Regions from separate parts of the Homo sapiens genome. Here region 1 is linked to region 2. Evidence: chromatin contacts called from ENCODE Hi-C or POLR2A ChIA-PET data. All regions are on one chromosome and are shown on one strand. Each heading gives the region's core, a stretch centred on a gene start or an enhancer-like site at or near the end of the contact. The rest is flanking DNA. Distances are from core to core; before and after follow the strand shown. Region 1 has its middle 130 kb from the start of GDF10. Region 2 has its middle 190 kb from the start of PTPN20.

Region 1 (3,464 bases), core at 439-2,938, 61 kb after region 2:
CTTGCTAAGGTTTTGATAGAATTGCATCAAACCTGTGTGTCAATTTGGGGAGAACTGACATCTTCAGTTCACTGCATCTTCCAGCCTATGGTATGTCTTTCCATTTGCTTAGATCTTGTTTGATTTCTTTAATCACTATTTGTAATTTTCAGCATGCAAGTCCTATGCATATTTTGTTAGATTCACATCTAAGTATCTTATTTTTGAGCAATTATAAATGGTATTGTATTTGATATATTTGTTTAAAATAAAACTTTGTTGTTCCATAAATGAAAAACAGTTATCACTTCTCATAAAATAGGGAATAACTACAAAATCTATATAATTTAACAGAAAGAAAACACACTTTTTAAAAAAATGGTCTGTGTGCTTTATAAAATCAGCGCATGGACCACCAATCGTGTATGTGCCACACTTTGGAACGCAATCAAGCCTCCAGTGGTTCATGACTCACCACACCAATAAGACATTCCTAGAATATAGCTGTGGGTGCCTTACATAAAAACCCTCAGGGCTGGGAAACTCAACACCTCGGCAGCTCATTCTATAGTCAGACAGTTCTGATTGTTGAGAACTCCTTTCTTTGGTTGAGCTGAAACCTATAGTCCTGTGATTCCCGCTGGTTCCAAGTTCTGGGGTAGAGGGCCAGATGGTGCTGGTGCCTTCAATGTGCCTCCAACTATGACTTGGACAGTGTGCTCTCCTTGCCTGCAGGACGCCACTTTCAGGAACTGGGCAGTATTCGTAAGCCCTGGAGTCTTACTAACTGGCTTCAGATGTCTTGTCTACCGTCAGTGCCCCAGCAGCCCTTCAACTGGCTGGGAGGTGACCACGACATCAGCCTTCAGTTGTCCCTCTGTCCCACCATGCTGCCCAGATCTGGTAGACCTCAGGCATGTTTATTTTTGCAGCCCAGGTATCCTCTCAGGACATGATGGAGGAAATAAATCAGTTTGTTATTCATTCAACCCACCCTCAAGTGAGCAGGGGACTCTTCCAGAATCTGGGGACAGCTTGAGGCATAAAGTGCAGCCCCCACCCTGCAGCACTCAGAAACACGTGTTGGTGACAATCACGCACTCATGAATCACCAAGGCTAACATGAACTCTATGCAAAGAGCTGCAGGCAACCAGAAGAGGCAGCAGCCACGTTTCCCTGCAGTGCAGGGGACATCCAAGAGTGCTTGATCTTTACAAGGACCTAAAAGGTAGAGACATTTATTCCCATTCTATAGTTAGAAGACTGAGACTTATACATAGTTTTCCAAGATCTCAAAGTCAGTAAATGACAGAAACAGTTTTGGCTTTCAAAGTCCTAGCCCCTTTTTCTTATTAAGCAAATGGAAGGCTCTCAGTACTTGTTGAATGAATGAAAAGAGGTAGAAATGAATTCTACACTGTCTGCCAAGAAGTTTCCTCAGAGGCAAGAAAGAGCAATTGTGCTCATGCATCCTTCCGTGGGGCTCTGCAGTACTCCTTCCCGGCTTGCCCTGGGAACCCCAGAAGAACACCTGTACCCACAGCCTTGGAGGAGCCCCTCCCTCTGTGGGAGGCCTGGAGCCTCTTGGCATTACCGGGCTGGGCTGTTGATTTTGTTCAGTCACACTCACCCAGGGAATGACTTTGATAGACAGTTTTGTCTGAACCTGGTCCTCGGAGGCTGGGGGTTAGTAGGAAGTATGTAAGAAAGCCTGGGGCAGGGGGAAGAGCAGCCCCAGAGTTCACAGCACGACATCTGCTGCCCAGAGAGGTGAAGTACTTTGTGCAAGATACACGTCTATCATACAAGGAGCCAAGATTTGGACCTGAGGTTTTCCTGGGCCCTTCCCACATGCCCCCGGCCTCTGCAGAGATTCAGAGGAACGAATGGGAAGGAGCAGCCAACCCGACCGCAGCGTGATCACGAGAAGGAGGGCTCTGCTGTGCCCTGTGAGGCCACCCTAGGGCCCCTGGGGCAGAGAGCTCGCGTGTGTCTCTGACTTGCCTGATGGTCACTGCCAGGCTGCCTTGCCTGCCTTCAGAGCTCTAGACAGAGGCCCCTTTAAACTTCCTCCTCGGCCGGGCCAAGACGCTGCAACAGCTCAGCGCGGCTCCCAGCGAACCCCGAGTGAACCCTCGGGGCTTTATTTTCATTTCTTCTTGGCAGGACGTAACTTCCTGCTTCTAAGAAAAACATCTTTAAACAGAGCCACGAACGGTTCCAGGGTGTCCCGCACATCCCCCGCTAGACGGAACAATAGCGCAATGAGCTGCGTGGAGTGGATTGGAAGCACATGGAGCCTGTTTCCTTTCAAAATCCCCCAGGGGCTCAGCCTGGAGGAGCCAGGGTGTTTGATAAATCATGCTGGAACTTTTATCAGGTCCAGTGTGTGTGAGCAAAAGCCAGAAGGGGAGGGAGGGGGTCCCCTAGGGCCCCCAGAATCCGGGCCAACTGGAGGCCTAGACAAGAGGAGGGATCTGAGTCTTGAGCACCTACTGCATGCGCCTGAGGTGCTGACTCATCCAGGGCCAGCGGGAGAAGTGCCCCAGGACCTGCCCTGAGCCCTGTGGAGGCAGAGACACAGCTGTCATAGACCAGGCGCCACTGGGGAATGTGGTAACCAGGAGGAAGGGTCACTGGGTAAGGGGGCTTCACTGTTACCTGTGCACTCTCCTAGTACGTGCCTCTTCAGACCAAGCAGAGGGGAATTTGTGCAAGCCCAGGAGGAGCCTTCTGGATTCTTTTCCTTTCTTTTCCTGCAGTACCGGTATATCAGGGCCTGGCCTCAGCCCAAAGCGTCAGGGAGCTCAGAGCGAAGTCTGGCCTTGGGTCCTGGGGAAAACATGGAGGCATGGAGTAGGGCGGGAAGGGGCAGTGAGGAGCCGAGGAAGGAGGCTCTGGGAGTCTTAGGGGTCTTGGCAGCATGGAAGTGAGAGGTGAAGCCAGCTGGTCTTCTGGGTCGGGTGGGGACTTGGAGAACTTTTCTGTCTTGCTAAAGGATTATAAACACACCAATCAGTGCTCTGTGTCTAGCTTAAGTTTTGTAAATGCACCAATCGGCACTCTGTAAAAATGGACAAATCAGCACTCTGTAAAATGGACCAATCAGCACTCTGTAAAAATGGACCAATCAGCAGGATATGGGCGGGGCCAAATAAGGGAATAAAAGCTGGCCACCGGCCCAACTGCAGCAACCCTGTAGGGTCTGTTTCGAGTTTGTGGAAGCTGTGTTCTTTTGGTCTTCACAATAAATCTTGATTCTGCTTAGTGTTGGGAACTGTGCTATGTTTGTGAGCTGTAATACTGCCAAGGTGTGCAGCTTCACTCATGAAGCCACAGAGACCATGAACCCATCAAGACCACGATCCTACCGGGAGGAATGAATAACTCCAGACACGCCACCTTTAAGAGCTGTAACACTGGCCGGGTGTGGTGGCTCACGCCTGTAATCCCTGCATTTTGGGGGGGCTGAGGTGGGCGGATC
Region 2 (3,610 bases), core at 59-2,558:
CATTTTGGCTCCTCCAGAATCAAAGGGGCCTTGCAGTAAGAAGACATCCTTTAGCTCTAATGTTCCTCTCTATTCTTGCCATCAAAATAAGGAGGAAGGAGGAGAGAGCATGTCACAGCCTTTCATCACTCCCACCAGAAGGCTGCATTCAGGCCAACTGAGGAGGGCTCCTTCTGGAGCCAAAGAGGGGAAGGAGAGGAGAGGTGTTTGTAGGAGAGTCACTGTGGAAGACAAGGATGGTGCAACCCCTCTGCGTCTCCATTTCCCAGGATGGTATTTCAGTGGACTCCAAAATTCCCTTCCTGGGGCACCTGGAAGAAAAGGGCCCCCATATCTCCATCCATTCTGTTCCTTCCCTCTTTCTCTTTATTTGAAAAGAGTTGGTGTGCTATGGATGAAAGAGTGAGTTTTAGAACCAGGCACAGAGACCTTGGTCCAATCCCATCTTTGCCACGGAGATGTCCTAGAACTTTCTGAGACTCGGTTTTTCAATCTGCAAAATCACAATAGCAAAAACATCTCCCTTGGATGATAGTCTTGATGATGAAACAAAATGACATTTTCAATTTAATTTAGGGCAAAATCACAATGACATATGTCTTTTTTTTTTTTGATTAAGAGACAGCCAAGCTCCTGGCATATGAATTTCTCCTTTTAGCAAAAACTATTTATTTACATTTTCATCATTTATTTGTGTTTTTCCTTTCTCTAAGAAATTAGTACAAATCTTCACCAGATTAAAATTATTCAAACATATTTATAGAAAGGAATCCTGATTTCTTCATGGCTGTAAAATAACTTTAGCTCTGTTTCACATAATAATTTTTATTCATGTTTAATAGCTTTTTTGAGGTATAGTAGACATACAATAAACTGCTCATTTAAAATGCACAATTTTTAACATTGTGACACATATGAAATCACCACCACATCAAGATAACAAAGACATCCATCATTTCCTAGTTTCCTTGCACCCGTATATAATCCTTTTCTCCCACCCTTATGCCCCCATCCTCAGGCAAACATTGATCTGTTTTGTTACTATTCACTAGTTTGCATTTTCTGGAGTTTTCTATGGATGGATGAGTGTACACTCTTTTTATTAAGATTCATTCATGTTGCTGTATATATCAATAGTTCATTCCTTTTTTATTACTCTTACATCACACTTTGATGCATAAGATAAATACTATGAGAAATATAGCAATTACATTTTTTTCTGGAAAGTCAGAATGTTATAGGAAACATTCTGGACACAACTTCAAAAATTTTTAGTTGAAATGTTCCAGCTGTAACCATGAACACATCATTAACCCTCCCTAGGCCTCAGTTTCCTCTCCTGGGGGATGGGAGAGAATCATGACAGCACCTCCTCAGCTGTGTTCACCAGAGCTTTCGTCACTGACTTGAGAAGTCCAGTTTCCCAGGCCTGTGTCTGTCTGCATGTCTGAATGGCTTATGGACTGATACTTCTATCAGCTCTGGCTCCATGGGGAGTGGTGATGGCTGAGGTCTGACAGGGGCCAGGCAGTGCTAGATGAAGGGAGAGGGGCCCTTCATTTGGGTGAGCTGCCGGAGTGGGAGGCACTGTGTCTTGCTTCTGATGGAGTGTCTGAGAAGCAGGTCCAAGAGGCGCTGCTTCAGGACCCGCCTCAGATTAGCACAGGTCCCCACACTGGGAGCAGAGGGCATGATTTCTGGAGTGATCTCAGAGGTGCTGCAGCTGGAAAACTGATTACCAAGTGAGAAGGATGTTTAATGGAGATGGTGGTGAAGTGACACTAACAGGAAGCTGTACTCCTGATTCTCAGCAGAAATAAGATTTGGGGGAAAGCAGGAAAGTTATTCACATCCCTCTGAGAAGGGGAGGAAGGCATTAGGTATTTGGCCAAACAGGCCCTTCCTCCTAGCAAAGTTAAGTTAGGGAAACTTGAGGAACTTGCAGACAGGGGTGGCACTCTTCCCAGCTGAGGACAGAACTTGTGGCAGATTGTATTTTTCAAAGATGGCCCTAACAGTATCTTCTGTCCCACGTGCCTTTCCACAATCTTACCACTTCCCTCATCTAGAAGTGGCACCTATGACCTCTCCCCTGGAACCAGGCCTGGGTGACTGCTTTGAGTAATAGAATATGGAGGAAGTGACACCATGTGACATCCAAGGCTAGGCTGGGTCATAATATTGTCATGCATTTCTGCTAGGTTCTCTGGGGACAGTTACTTTTGGAGCCCTACCACCACACTGTGAGAAAGCCCCAGCAGCCTGTGGAGGGGCCTACGTGTGGAAGAACTGATCCCAAGTGCCCAGCCCCAGCTGAACTCCTGGTCCACAGCCAGTGGCCACTTGCCAGCCAAGTGAACGAGCCAGCCTGGAAGTAGACCCTCCAACCCAACGTATGCCACATAAGGCACAGATAAGCCACATTGTCTGACTTTCAGATTCATAAGCAAAATAAGTATTGTTTTAAGCCACTAATGCCTTGGAGTAATTTTCTTATGCAGCAATAGAAAACTCATACAAAGCTCATCTAGGAAAAAGGTTAAAGTTGAGGACAGCATTTAATAGCAGACACAAGTCCATATGGGGACAGGCCAGCCTTAGCCTGTACTGTCACATGGTAGCCTCCAACACTGAGCAAGGGTGTCCCACCATCCTGGCCAGTCTAAGGCATTAAAGGATAACATTAAGAACTGCCCGTCCCCTCTTGGACATCCAAGTTAAAAAAAAATTATAATAACACCTCTGATAGCAGCACATTTTTGGAATGACTGAAAGAGTTTTTGTCATAATATTATTTATGAGTTGTGGGATTCACTGAGAGTTCCAGATAACTCCTCTGCAATGCCCACGGCCTGCTCTGTCATCTAGGTTTATAAACCTCTTTCTCTGCAGTTTGCAGGATGAACCAGGCTGCACAGAGTGTTTAATGAGATCTAACCAAAGGTTTCAAAAACCTGTGTATTATTTTGCTGCATTTTATAGATGAAGAGACTGAATGTTCTAAAGATAAAGTCCATTGAGCCAGTAACTGTAAGAGCAAGACAGGAAGCTAGTTCTCTCTGTCTCAGAGTCTGACACTCTTTACAAAGCCAAGGAGTAATTTTTACCTTAAATTGAGGATTTATACTATTTCACTTAATTGAGTGATCAGAATAAGAGCATGCATCTTTTACTCCCCCTTCTCTCTCTTTTTTCACTTTAATATATCATAGGCAGTCATTTCTTTTTCCCAGTTTTTAAATTATAAAATATACATAACATAAAATTGACTTTCTCAACCATTTTAAGTGAACAATTCAGTGGCATTAAGTACATTCTTGTTGCTGTGCAACCTTCACTACTGTCCATCTCCAGAACTCTTCATCTTGCAAAACTGAAGCTCTGAACCCATTAAACAGTCAGTTCGCATTCCTGCCTCTCCCCAGGCCCTGGCAACCACCATTAGCCTTCCTGTCTCTATAATTTTAACTCCCCTAGGACCCTCATATAAGTGGAATCATGCAGAATTGACCTTTTCTGACTAGCTTATTTCACTAAGCATGATGTCCTCAAGGTTCATCCATGTGGTGGCCTGTGTCAGATTTCCTTACTCAAAAAACAGCCATTTCTT

What was found. Hi-C counts contacts between places; a loop is a spot of excess contacts on that map. ChIA-PET counts read pairs that join two places held with the same protein, here RNA polymerase II (POLR2A). Pooled maps may share reads with other maps.
Region 1: a loop to region 2 is called in a map of endothelial cell of hepatic sinusoid, with 6 times the contacts of the local background. The contact joins two enhancer-like sites. A Hi-C loop is called at or near these places in 6 of 168 maps with a recorded cell type or tissue (A673, GM12878, aorta and 2 more) and 3 of 50 pooled maps. POLR2A ChIA-PET finds 5 or more read pairs at or near these places in 2 of 52 experiments (AG04450 and PC-9).

Annotation. Positions count from the first base shown.
Region 1 is chr10:47,163,848-47,167,311 of GRCh38, forward strand. No RefSeq gene overlaps it. Among named protein-coding and RNA genes, the nearest start is that of GDF10, 130 kb to the right of the region's middle. Within about 2 kb of position 1,689, at least 30 of the 41 ENCODE cell types and tissues checked have a DNase peak (open chromatin) inside an H3K27ac peak, as active enhancers do.
Region 2 is chr10:47,102,888-47,106,497 of GRCh38, forward strand. No RefSeq gene overlaps it. Among named protein-coding and RNA genes, the nearest start is that of PTPN20, 190 kb to the left of the region's middle. Within about 2 kb of position 1,309, at least 5 of the 41 ENCODE cell types and tissues checked have a DNase peak (open chromatin) inside an H3K27ac peak, as active enhancers do.